3 separate regions of the Homo sapiens genome follow, and all the other regions are linked to region 2. The links are chromatin contacts, found by Hi-C or POLR2A ChIA-PET in ENCODE. All regions are on one chromosome and are shown on one strand. The core of a region is the stretch at or near the end of the contact, and the rest is flanking DNA. Distances in the headings are between cores, read along the strand shown.

Region 1 (3,793 bases), core at 265-2,764, 900 kb after region 2:
GTGTTTTTGAAAAAAAAAAAAACTACCCATAATATGTGGTTTGGGTGTCAGCTTAGACAAAAATAAAATTAACTGACAAACTAGCTAAAAAATTGTTTATATCCTAATTTTACTCCTACTAGTGTTCTTAGCAGCCAGTGGTTAATCAAAGAGCAGTGCCCAGATCAGAATAATGAGGCATGCTGGTTGAAAATGCAAATTATCTGACCCCAGGAATTTACAAATCTCTGGGAGTAGGATCCAGCAATTTGCATTTTTAAGAGGCTCTTCAATTGATTCATACTAAATTTTAGGAGCAAAGAAAAATTCCAGAATAATCCCAACACATCCTTCTACAGCCACATGTATTCACTGAAGGACAAGGTCCCAGGGATATTATTGATAACAATTTTCTCTAAGCAGATAAATTGAACACTCAAACTCCAGAGAGGTATTTCAGGAAACTGTGGGAAATCGCTTGGGAAAAAAGAATCTGATTTTTAATCTACTGATATAGATTGAACCTTGAACCACAAGCCAATTAAATGGTTGAGCAAGGGCTTTAGTTTAGATACCCCAGCCCACTTCACCTCCCTGGGAAAACCCCTAATATCAAGAATGGCTGCTGCCCTTCTGATCTGTTTCCAACACATCCGTGCTTACCCCTTATCAAAATTCTTATCACACTGTCTTAGAATTGCCTTCTAAATGCAGCTCCCTCTTTAGAGTACACATTCACAAACCTATGGTAAGAGGTGGGAGTGACAGCTGGGGCTGGGTCTTATTTACTCCTGTAACCAGCCATGCCTGTGCCTGGAATTTAGTAAGTTCCCAGTGAACATCAAACTAATTAATTAACAGCTTCAGGTAAACAACCCTATTTACCTTTGGCATATATCAACAGGAGACAGCTTCAATAGGGACAGTGGTGATGGAAATGGCATTCTTGAAGGCAAGTATGCATTAAAAATGGTGAAGCTTGAGAGCCCCCCATAGCTTCTGTAATTTCTTAGCAAGTGTAGCACCATTGGCCTAGACTTCAAAATATCAGCATGGGGAGCTCTACAATATGGCTTCTTAGAAAATATCATTTGCTGAAGTTGCTAGGGTAAGAAATAATGAAAATGACAGTTACCACTTTAAAGTCGACAGTGTTGGTTAATGGGCACATGTTGTACTGCATGAGAAGTCTCAGGAATACTGTGGAATAACTTTGAAAGAACTAAATGATCTACAAAAGCTAGGAGGAACTAGAAATCGAAGAAATATTGAGATTAAAATGTTTACACTACTTTGAATCTTCTCTTTCCCTTCTTCGGGCTGGTAAAGCTTGTGGAAATCCAAGTACTTTATATCATACAGGGAATACAGGAGTAAGAGAGTGTAGAACATTTTGGTGACAAAGCATGCAGAGAGTGCTATTAGGAAGATCTTTTTTAACAGGGTGTTCTGTTAAACAAAGGAAAAAGAGGAAGTGTTGCGCAAAGTCTGGAACACAGACCAAATTCAATGGCAATTTAGAGTTGAGGAACAATGCCAGCTGCTGCAGCGAGACTGCCAGCCAACCAGGCAGCCGCTGTACTCCATCCCACAACTGTCCTTTGCTTGGCCAGCTTCTCCCAAATCTAGTTGCCAATCACCATAAGATAAGGAACCTTGGGAACATGTATATTTTTCAGTAACTGGAGCTTTTCCTGGTATTACTACATTAAGCCTTGAGCATATTTGAAGAAAGAAAAATGAAAAACCAATAAATAGTGTTGAAAGGTGCCAACTGAACATCTGCATTTAACATCTTAGCATAAAAAGTAATTGACAAATATGATCCAGGATCCAACATGGTTTGCTCAGGCAAACTGAACTCTGGATGGCATAAGTTTTGGGATTTTAATTTCAGCTGGAAAAACATATTTCCAACTCCAATGAAGTGAATCATGCAAGAAACAACACCAAAAGAGCAAATGACCTAGACAGCAGTGACATTTTTAATAAGCAAGATATGGATAGCTGACTTAAAAATTATTCTTCCAGGGTAAGAGACTTTGTTAACTATAAGTAGTAAGACTCTACCCATGTTCACCTAAATAATAAGTAGCTACACAAGCCACAAGTACTCATACTAGGCAAACTAAGAAAAAGGAAACTGATAAGGAAAAAGAAGGTGGAGTGAAGTTCTGGACTTTCTTTATCAGCTTTGCTATTAAAAGAATGGCAAGATTTCCTCATTATAGCTGTGATATTCTGGAACAAATATTCCAATATGTGTTGCTATACCAATAAATCTTCAGCATTTATGGAGAGCCTATGCAGTTAGTGTCCAGGAGATATATAAGAAACAATCTTTACCCTCCCCATCCTTTATAAACACAATTATGAACTAATTTCTCTCATTTTAATAATAAATTATCTAGCTCAGTTATGAAACGCAAGAACTCTAGATTCATTTCACTAAGCCAAGGAGTTCCATCACATTCTTAACACTATGGAGACTCTTCCAACAATTGGGAAAGACATGCTACATAAAAGCTGACCTAAATCTTTCCAGTTTTAATAAAGCCCCAGATCATTAAAGCTATGACAAGCAGCTCACATATTCTTTATCTCTTTTTAATGCCAAGCATCCTTTGGCATTTTTCTCATGATTACATCAATCCGTTTTATTTAACCTTTCTCAGTGAGCCCTAGTTTCCAGACTTTCAGCCATTTCACTGCCCTCCTCTGGACTGCCTCCGAAATCTCCACGTTCCTCCTTCCGAAATCTGCAACTGGACAAGTTACTCATTGTGCCTCATTCCAATACAAAATGCAAAATAAAATAAATCTAAGCTAGCCTCAGCACAAATATAAAAGGGAGAAAATCTCAATACAATTAACCAGTAAAGATTGATTTGGTAACTATGTTCAGTAGATTTTGCCTCTTGGTTTTACTTATTTTCCAGTGAGAGAGGAGAAATAAATGAGTCTTATTTAAGGAGACCTAACCAAGCCTTTGTGCTTTGCTTATAAAAAGCAGATGTGGAATAACAGAGACTCCATCTTCCTCTAGGAGTTAAAATATGGCACATATTTACTGAAATCCAAATGTTCCTTGCCGAGTTTTTATTTGCTTGTTCTTTGAACCCCACTTCACTTTAACTTTACAACAATTTTGTTCCATATCTAGTATCTGCAAGGTACTCTGTTAGCAACAGGGGTTACAAGGATGCTGGGGTTCTCCTCTGAGAGGTTTTTACCTCTTCCTCCTCCCACTCTGCCCCAAAGAACAAGTAAGCCTAATGTCATCAGTCTTTATCCTATTACCGTGTCATAATTTTTTAACAGAACCTATCACTATTCGAAATTATCTTGTTCGCATATTTGTTTTATTTGACATTGTTCATGTCCTACATGAGAATCTAAGTACCAGGAGACCGGGGTTACCCTTTTTTTAACCATCACTTTTACCAGTAACGATGTCTCAGTATATATGAGATGAATGAAATAATGAATGAAGAGACTCAGTTCTTACCCTCAAAGAGGTTACAGTTAAGTGAGGGAGGTTAACACATACATAACTCTACTATAAGGAAGAATATGTAATTACTAAGGGCATATAACTGCCCTAATTCTTAAGTGTTATGGGTGCACTGTGAGAGATCAAGCCCATTTGGAAGATTCTAGAAAGACTGTGGTCAAGATGTGGCAGTCATTGTACTTAGCTGTTTTAAATGTACAGTTAGCTAGAATCCATATGCCAAGACCATAGCATACACAGGCTGTGCATGTTGTGTACTGCATGAGGGAGCCATTCACAACATAAAAAAATTATACCTTG
Region 2 (3,563 bases), core at 953-3,452:
AAGTTGTAAAACTTTCCTACATCTAAATTTTATGTCCATTTCAGGACCATATTACATGGCCATATTATAGGACCATATTACATGGCAAAGGAAACAAGATACAAAAAAAATATGCTAACAAATGTCAAGTAAGTTATACATATTTATTACAGCTATAAGAATTCAAATGTGAGAGGAATCCCAGAAGTGAGAGAAATGCTGAGAAGAGGCACGGAATCTAGGAGAGGCTTTTGGCGAAGTAATTAGGGCAGGGGGCTGAGCTGGGCAGCTTGGAGGGCGTGCGTCCTTATTACAATGTGGTAGAGAGAGCAAGCATGTGGCTCAGTGGAAGGTTTGCCCGGGAAATTCTTAAAAATTAACTGAGAGAGGAAGTCAGGGCATCTGTATCACTTGTTTAACAAGTTTGAAGATAATATCAGGAACGAGTTCCAGTTTTGAGCTATAATTATTCTCTGACAAAGTTTTGTTTTCAGATGTACATTCTTATGAAGCATGTGATGAGAGTGCATCTTTCTGTATCGATGGATATGACAAATCTCTACCGCCAAGCAGGGCTAAATTTACAGGAATGAGGCCTATGTCTTCACACACAGCCCCACACTTAGAACAACCCTGCACTTGGTTTAAAGTTCTGCTGTTGCCACCTTGAACTTCTTAACAGTGTTTTAACAAAGGGATCTACATTGTCATATTTCACCCTAATTTAAGTAGCTGATCCTGCTATGACAAGAGAGTGTAGGAAACTAACTTAACATTAACGCTCAGTATGTATATCATCAGGTGACCCAATGGATCCACATAAGTATTATTTTGAAAAAAAAAGTCTTCAGAATGAATCAATTTGATGTCCAAATAAAAAGAAAACTCTTTATGCAATTTTAATAGATAAAAATAAAAACAAAAACAGCATTTTGTTTACTACTCACTCACAAGTTCCCCTATATCAGAAGATGTTTGGATAAGAAAGGCAAGCGGAATCTTTCCTCATTCTAAATATTTAGGAACAGCTAAGTACAATTTTCCTAACTCTTTCAAGTTTCCTTTCCAGTGGAACCTTTTACTGTAAGTCTTTCAATTTTTTTATCTTTTTTTTTTTTTAAGTAGAAAATTTCCATTTCCAGGAAGAAAAGAATTCTAACTCTGTTCTTTCTCTCTTCCCACAGGATCCACTATTGTCTCTTTGGGAAAATAACCTTCTCTCCTAGCAGAGACATGAATGGGAGAGGAAATGTAAGCCCTTAATTACTACAGATGTTACTTTATGGAATTTTTATTCCAGGAGAGCTACAAAATGCAAAGTTTATGCCTCAGAGCCCCCTCCCTGTTCAATCTCTCTCTGGGTACTCATCTGGATAAAAGGCAGTTAAGAATCTAAAGCTTGCTTGCAAGAGTCCTACAAATCAAATCCTTTGTCTTAAAATGGCATGGAATTATAAATGAAGACTAATACTAGGGGTGTGTGTGTGTGTGTAGGGGTGTGTGTGTGTATGTGTGTGTGTGTGTGTTTATTCTACATAATACATTTTAGGGAATAGAGAGGAAGCTAAAAAAGAAAATCAAGTGGCTAACCCACTCCACCCACTTAAAATATTTTTGTTCTGTTTGAAAGCCTCAAGTCCTCCCTTCTGCATTCTAAGTGTGATCATCTTTTCTTAACACTGTTTTACAGCCATATCAAGCTGGATGGGGGCTGTTTCTATGAACACAAAGACAGCAGAGTAGATTGTTCACTTTGGGTTCATTCAGATTTAACTAAGTGAATGTCTGCTGTGAGCCTTTAGAGACTCCCGTCTCTGAAAGAATAAATGCAATAAAAGTCTGTTTTCTGTAGCTGCCGGCGCTTAGTGTCAAACCATGTTACGCTGCACCACCCAGCAGTGACAATTCCATTTTAATACACGGGGCACATTTTAACAAGGCAAAGCAGTCCCAGCAAAGATGGCAATATAGGAGCTGCCAAGGGGAAAAGGCTCAGTGTTCCTCATGCATTTTACGTGGAAGCAGAACAAAAGTGAGACTGAGACCCAGAAAGCTCTGGGGGGGGAGGAAAGAGACTATATTTGAATAGCCATCTTAGGAAGAATGTGCCCATTTTCTTCTCAAGTTTCACAATTAACCTCTCTGAAATGCCAGCTCAAGCTGTCTGGAATCTGGCACACGCTTCAGTTGAAACTGACACTAGCATTATCAAGTGAGTCTGAAAAGACAGCACACCAGACACAGCTGCCTTTATATGTCCCTTTCAGATGGGCCACTGAATCACTACAACTGCATCTATTCTTCCTAGGCGGTACCTGAAACCCCTTGCGTCCCTCAGAACAGCTTGAGTGCCAGGCCAACCATTCACCTGACAATACATTAATTAGGATCTTACAAGGCTCTAATCATTGTATAAAGCTTCAGGGTTTTCTGTTAGGTCTGATGTTTAAATATAAATACACATTAAAGGTCCTGTTTGACATTCTTTCTTGTCTCAGTACCTAGGACACTGGCTTCAGTTATTTGAAACACACCACAGAATTGTGCTTCTTCTTCCTTTTTTTTTTCAAACAGCTACTAAGAGGAGCTAGTTTAACAGCCGATACAATTCCCACAGGCAAATTACGTCAGATGAGAGGCTGATCCAATATTAGTAGAATGTTCTGGGTCAGACTTAACATGCAGAGGTAGAAACGTACTTTGCAAAACCATTTGCAGCCTACCTCTGTCACCTCCATAGAGAATCACACAGTTTATGGTCTTAAAGCAGTAAGCATTATTAACCATGTATTTAAAACAAACCCATCCTGTCATTTATTATGGTTAATTAGAGGTTTCCAGTATTGTGAAATGTTTGTGGTTTTGCAATCACAGGCTCTGTACAAATTATTGGCAACTTAGAGTATCTAACGTTGTAAGCCAGTCATCCTCATTTCTGGTAAGATTTACGTATGCACAGGGTCAACATTAAACTATTTTTTAAAGTACTAAACTCTGCACTGCTTCTGACATTTCAAAAACAAATTATGTCATTTCCTTCTTAATCCATTGTAACGGAAGGAATAAAATAGTGAGTTCCAGAAACAAAGATGAATGAATGCGATGAATTTTCTTCTCAGTTTTTGCAATTTGTTTTCTTCCTGCCAGGCACCTGACATTCTTAGGATACAAGTGTCTTAAGTACCAAACAGTGAAGCAGAGAGGCCTCCCTTACATGCCCTTTTGTAGAAACCAGAAATTTTGAGGGTATCTTGCTCAGCATTACAACACATTCCTCTTAGGAAATGAAACTGTGGATGACAATATTTGACTAATGAAAACACATTCCAGAGTTTGAGAGTCACATAATTTCAAGACTCAGATATCAACTTCTATATTGTACAGATGAAGAAAGTAACACTAGAAGACTGTGATTGGCTTCCCTAAAAACTAGTTAGTGGATGAGCCTGGAATAGAACTGTTGTCTCATGACTTTGAATTGAGACTATTTATTTGCAAGAGATGCAGCTCCATTGCTGGCCTCATGTCATCCCTCCTGATTTTCTCTACTGACTGATGTACTTCAATCTGTTCAAGAGTAGGAT
Region 3 (3,565 bases), core at 31-2,530, 690 kb after region 2:
TATTTCCCTTAGCCATAATTATGAAGCATTTTACTAATTCCTAATGGGAAAGAATTAATAGTTAAGGTAAAAAACAGCTTGTATATGATGTATAGTTCATTGCATAGAAAACACTCTTAGAGACAGAGTAAACTACACATAGTTCTTACTCCCTAGCCTAGGCCTGGTCTTCTTAGGTATTCTTTTGTGGTCTTAAAAAACAATTGCTATAGAGATACTAAATACATTGTATAGATAATCCTGGACAGTGGACTCTAGATTGACAGTTGTCATCAGAGTTCTGGTACCCAGTTTGAGGAGACAGAGCAAAAACAACTTAGAAAGTTGCCTTAGCATAGTTTATTCCTATTTAAGCTCTCTACACCTTATAATCTTTATTTTTAAATTGGTATGTACATACACACATACATACATACATATATAACATCTATGTATGTATACTAGGGTTTCCCAACCTTCGTATTATTGACATTTCAGGCCAGTAATCCTTTGCTATGGGAGCTATTCTATTGATTGTAGGATATTTAAAAGCTCCCCCAGGACTCTAACCACTGGATACCAGTATCATGGCCCCAGTTGTGACAACCAATATCCACTGAGATATTGCCAAGTGTCCTATGGAAGATTGCTACCATTTGAAAATTACTGTTATATATAATATATATTATATATGTTAATATACTATGAATTTTAATAATTTTATTGATTTCTTGGAAAAACATGCATAAATCCATTAAGATTAGAAAGCAGACACTTTTTTTAAGAAAGCAGAATGGATCAAGATATTTAGTCTCACTTTTTCAATATTTTATATTTTATACAAGTATTTTAAAGGTACATACATCACATCCTGATGTGATGTACATACAACACACAATATTAGGCAAAGGTCTCTGTCAAGCAAATTTCCAAATATCACTAAAAAATAAATGCTAGATATAAAATGTTTATTCAATGTAGATGGGAAGGGAAAAATAATGTCAAGACATGTGGGTTGCATATCTACATTCTAATATATGGAAAGACTAGTCAGAAGACATTTTTAAACTTTCCTCCCAGGACTAGAGGCACTGCACCTTTAAATGGAGCTAGCTGCAGTAACCTGCAGAACTCTCATGGAATGTGGAGTGTTCCGGGATTCTGTCTAGTCAGGCCTCTGGCAGGGCTGTGGCAGCTTTGTTTGTGGGCAGGCAGCCTCCTCACATTTCTGTTACTTTATCCTTAAGGAAGTTGCCATGGAGACTGGCATGGAGATGGCAGTTGGCCAGGCAAAGAGTTTTAAGTTGAAAAAAACAACACATTCACACACACTCAAGCTCTTACTCACACATACTCCCAAAATAAACACATCCTTGTGTGTACATAATCAACTTTAAAAAAATACACTTAGCGTCATTGCCTATTTGGGTAAATGGTTAAACCTTTGTTTCTTTTCTAACTTGACCCAAAAAACACCATCAGAAAAAGAGCAGTTAATGAAGTAGGAAAATAGCACCTATTAAAAGTAATCCATCACAGCTCATGAACACCCAGCTAGTAGGCATCTGATTGCAAAATCTGTTTTCTTGGCAAAGGAGTCATGAGAAGGAAAACTAAAGTGATACAGTAAATGAAGAATTTCTTCATTTGGTGAAAACAAATGTGATTTGGTCAACTTAAATATTATCAAAAGTGGTCCAACATTTTATTTTATTTTCATAAACAAAATGTAAAAATAACACAGAGCTTTGAAGATTTGTTTTTTAATTTTGGGAGGGCAGCAGAATTGAAATCTTCTTTAGCATTCTGAAAAGCCTCAGATTTTATCCAATCTTTGTATATGGAGTACTTTCCACAGCAGCCTTCAAACTCAAGGTATTTGGTCAAAAACAATGATAAAATTCTGAAGTACATCTAGGTTGGTTAGAGAGAAATTCATGAAAGTCATAAATCCTTGAGAATTATCCCAAAACAGCATCAGAGATTTGAATGCTACTAGTGCATAAATTGCTTAGTGTTTACTTAGAAAACAAATCTCCATATGCAGTATGCACTTCATAAAACTAAAGCTTTCAATGTACTTTTATTTCAGCATGGACAATATGCAAGAAAGTATTGCTGTAATTCAGATTATTAGATTATGAACTGTACAAACAAGCATCAAACAGTAAAAGAAAATGGAAGGAAACGTTTTCAAAATGAAATGTTTCTTTCTGTTATGAAAGTAGTGTTGACAATCCAAAGATTTGTGTTTCCATATGTAACCAACTGAATAACACAACACTGACTATTGTGAATTTTATGTTTTTTTCCCCTCTCTCTTCAAAGGACAAACTGCCTTGGAGGTATTGTTGAGTGGGCTTCTGTGTGATAAGCCAACCCAAAACAGTTCACTTAAGGATTAAGTTGAAGCTTTGTTTTCAAGGTTTAGGGAACACTGCACAGCCTCACTTTATAATTACCACATGTATGACAAACCCTAGTGTTTTATAGTCCTTCTGATGACCAGCTGTGCATGGATTTTACATGGTCCTTTTGTCAGTATATAAATACAACCTGCTGAGGTTATGAGGAAACCACACAGTTATTAGTGTTGGTATGCACCATGAAAATGCTATTCAAATCAGCTTGTGGTTGACGTATTAGTTACTACATCAGAACCACTGATCTCTATTTTATTACTTCCCTGATGAATGACATAACACAACAAAAAAGTAGGAGTCTGCCTAGACAGATGTAATTTATCCAAACCGTCTGTTTCTATAACCCACAGAAGCAGATACTAAGTATTTTCCCCACATATATGACCATGGAAAATGATTGCAATAACATGAAATGTTACCACAGTGTTAATGACAATCCACTATACTGAGAGAAAAATCGATTAAAATCAGTTTTATTTTTCTTTTAAGGTGAAAGGCATACATTGCAATAAAGAGGTGTTGGGCTTTTATAGAGCACAGAGTAAAAACGAAGTTTTCACTCTATGACATGACAATTCTAATTGTTTTCTTTCATAAATTTACATGTACATGATTAGCAGCTTAATTTTCACAAAGCAGTCCTCAAAGACATCTTGGAAAACATGTCTTAGAAGTTCAGTTAAAACACCACCACCACTGCCATTACCACTCTCCCTCCTCTCATACCCATCTCTAACCTTTGGGCATTATTTTCAGCAGGAATGGATGTGAAGATGTTCAATAAGGGCTATGGCTTTTAACTTTTCACAATTGAAATGAACATTGTGCCTGAAAGTCTCCACTGACACATTAGACTTTGACATTCCTTCAATTAAAAGATTTACAAGTTAAAAGGATTATGAAGTTAGTTAACTTAAAAGGTATGCTTTCCTTCCCTGACATAAGGCAAAAAAAAAAAAAAAATGGATAGGCATTTTATCACAAATTATTTGGTTTATATAAATAGAAGCATTTTTTTCTAAAAGAGATGTTAAAACTGGAGTCATTTCAAAATGTATGTTTCCATTGAAAACCTTGGCCATCATTAGGATTAGGATGCTGGTTTGTGTTTGTTTTACTCATCCTCCTACCTACTCCATCTTTAAACATTTCTCCAGATTCTT

What was found. Hi-C counts contacts between places; a loop is a spot of excess contacts on that map. ChIA-PET counts read pairs that join two places held with the same protein, here RNA polymerase II (POLR2A). Pooled maps may share reads with other maps.
Region 1: a map of IMR-90 shows a loop between it and region 2 (2.5-fold over the local background). The contact joins two enhancer-like sites. A Hi-C loop is called at or near these places in 6 of 168 maps with a recorded cell type or tissue (A673, Calu3, IMR-90 and 3 more) and 6 of 50 pooled maps. POLR2A ChIA-PET finds 5 or more read pairs at or near these places in 3 of 52 experiments (BJ, MCF 10A and PC-9).
Region 3: a map of mammary epithelial cell shows a loop between it and region 2 (6-fold over the local background). The contact joins two enhancer-like sites. A Hi-C loop is called at or near these places in 8 of 168 maps with a recorded cell type or tissue (Calu3, MCF 10A, PC-3 and 5 more) and 6 of 50 pooled maps. POLR2A ChIA-PET finds 5 or more read pairs at or near these places in 1 of 52 experiments (MCF 10A).

What each region holds. Positions count from the first base shown.
Region 1 is chr3:28,858,197-28,861,989 of GRCh38, reverse strand. No RefSeq gene overlaps it. Among named protein-coding and RNA genes, the nearest start is that of LINC00693, 280 kb to the right of the region's middle. Within about 2 kb of position 1,514, at least 5 of the 41 ENCODE cell types and tissues checked have a DNase peak (open chromatin) inside an H3K27ac peak, as active enhancers do.
Region 2 is chr3:29,758,195-29,761,757 of GRCh38, reverse strand. All of the region lies in intron 5 of RBMS3 (RNA binding motif single stranded interacting protein 3), which reads right to left. Among named protein-coding and RNA genes, the nearest start is that of RBMS3-AS2, 120 kb to the right of the region's middle. Within about 2 kb of position 2,202, at least 12 of the 41 ENCODE cell types and tissues checked have a DNase peak (open chromatin) inside an H3K27ac peak, as active enhancers do; they include ascending aorta, endothelial cell of umbilical vein and mammary epithelial cell, where a contact is called at or near this core.
Region 3 is chr3:29,063,251-29,066,815 of GRCh38, reverse strand. No RefSeq gene overlaps it. Among named protein-coding and RNA genes, the nearest start is that of RBMS3-AS3, 220 kb to the left of the region's middle. Within about 2 kb of position 1,280, at least 7 of the 41 ENCODE cell types and tissues checked have a DNase peak (open chromatin) inside an H3K27ac peak, as active enhancers do; they include ascending aorta, endothelial cell of umbilical vein and mammary epithelial cell, where a contact is called at or near this core.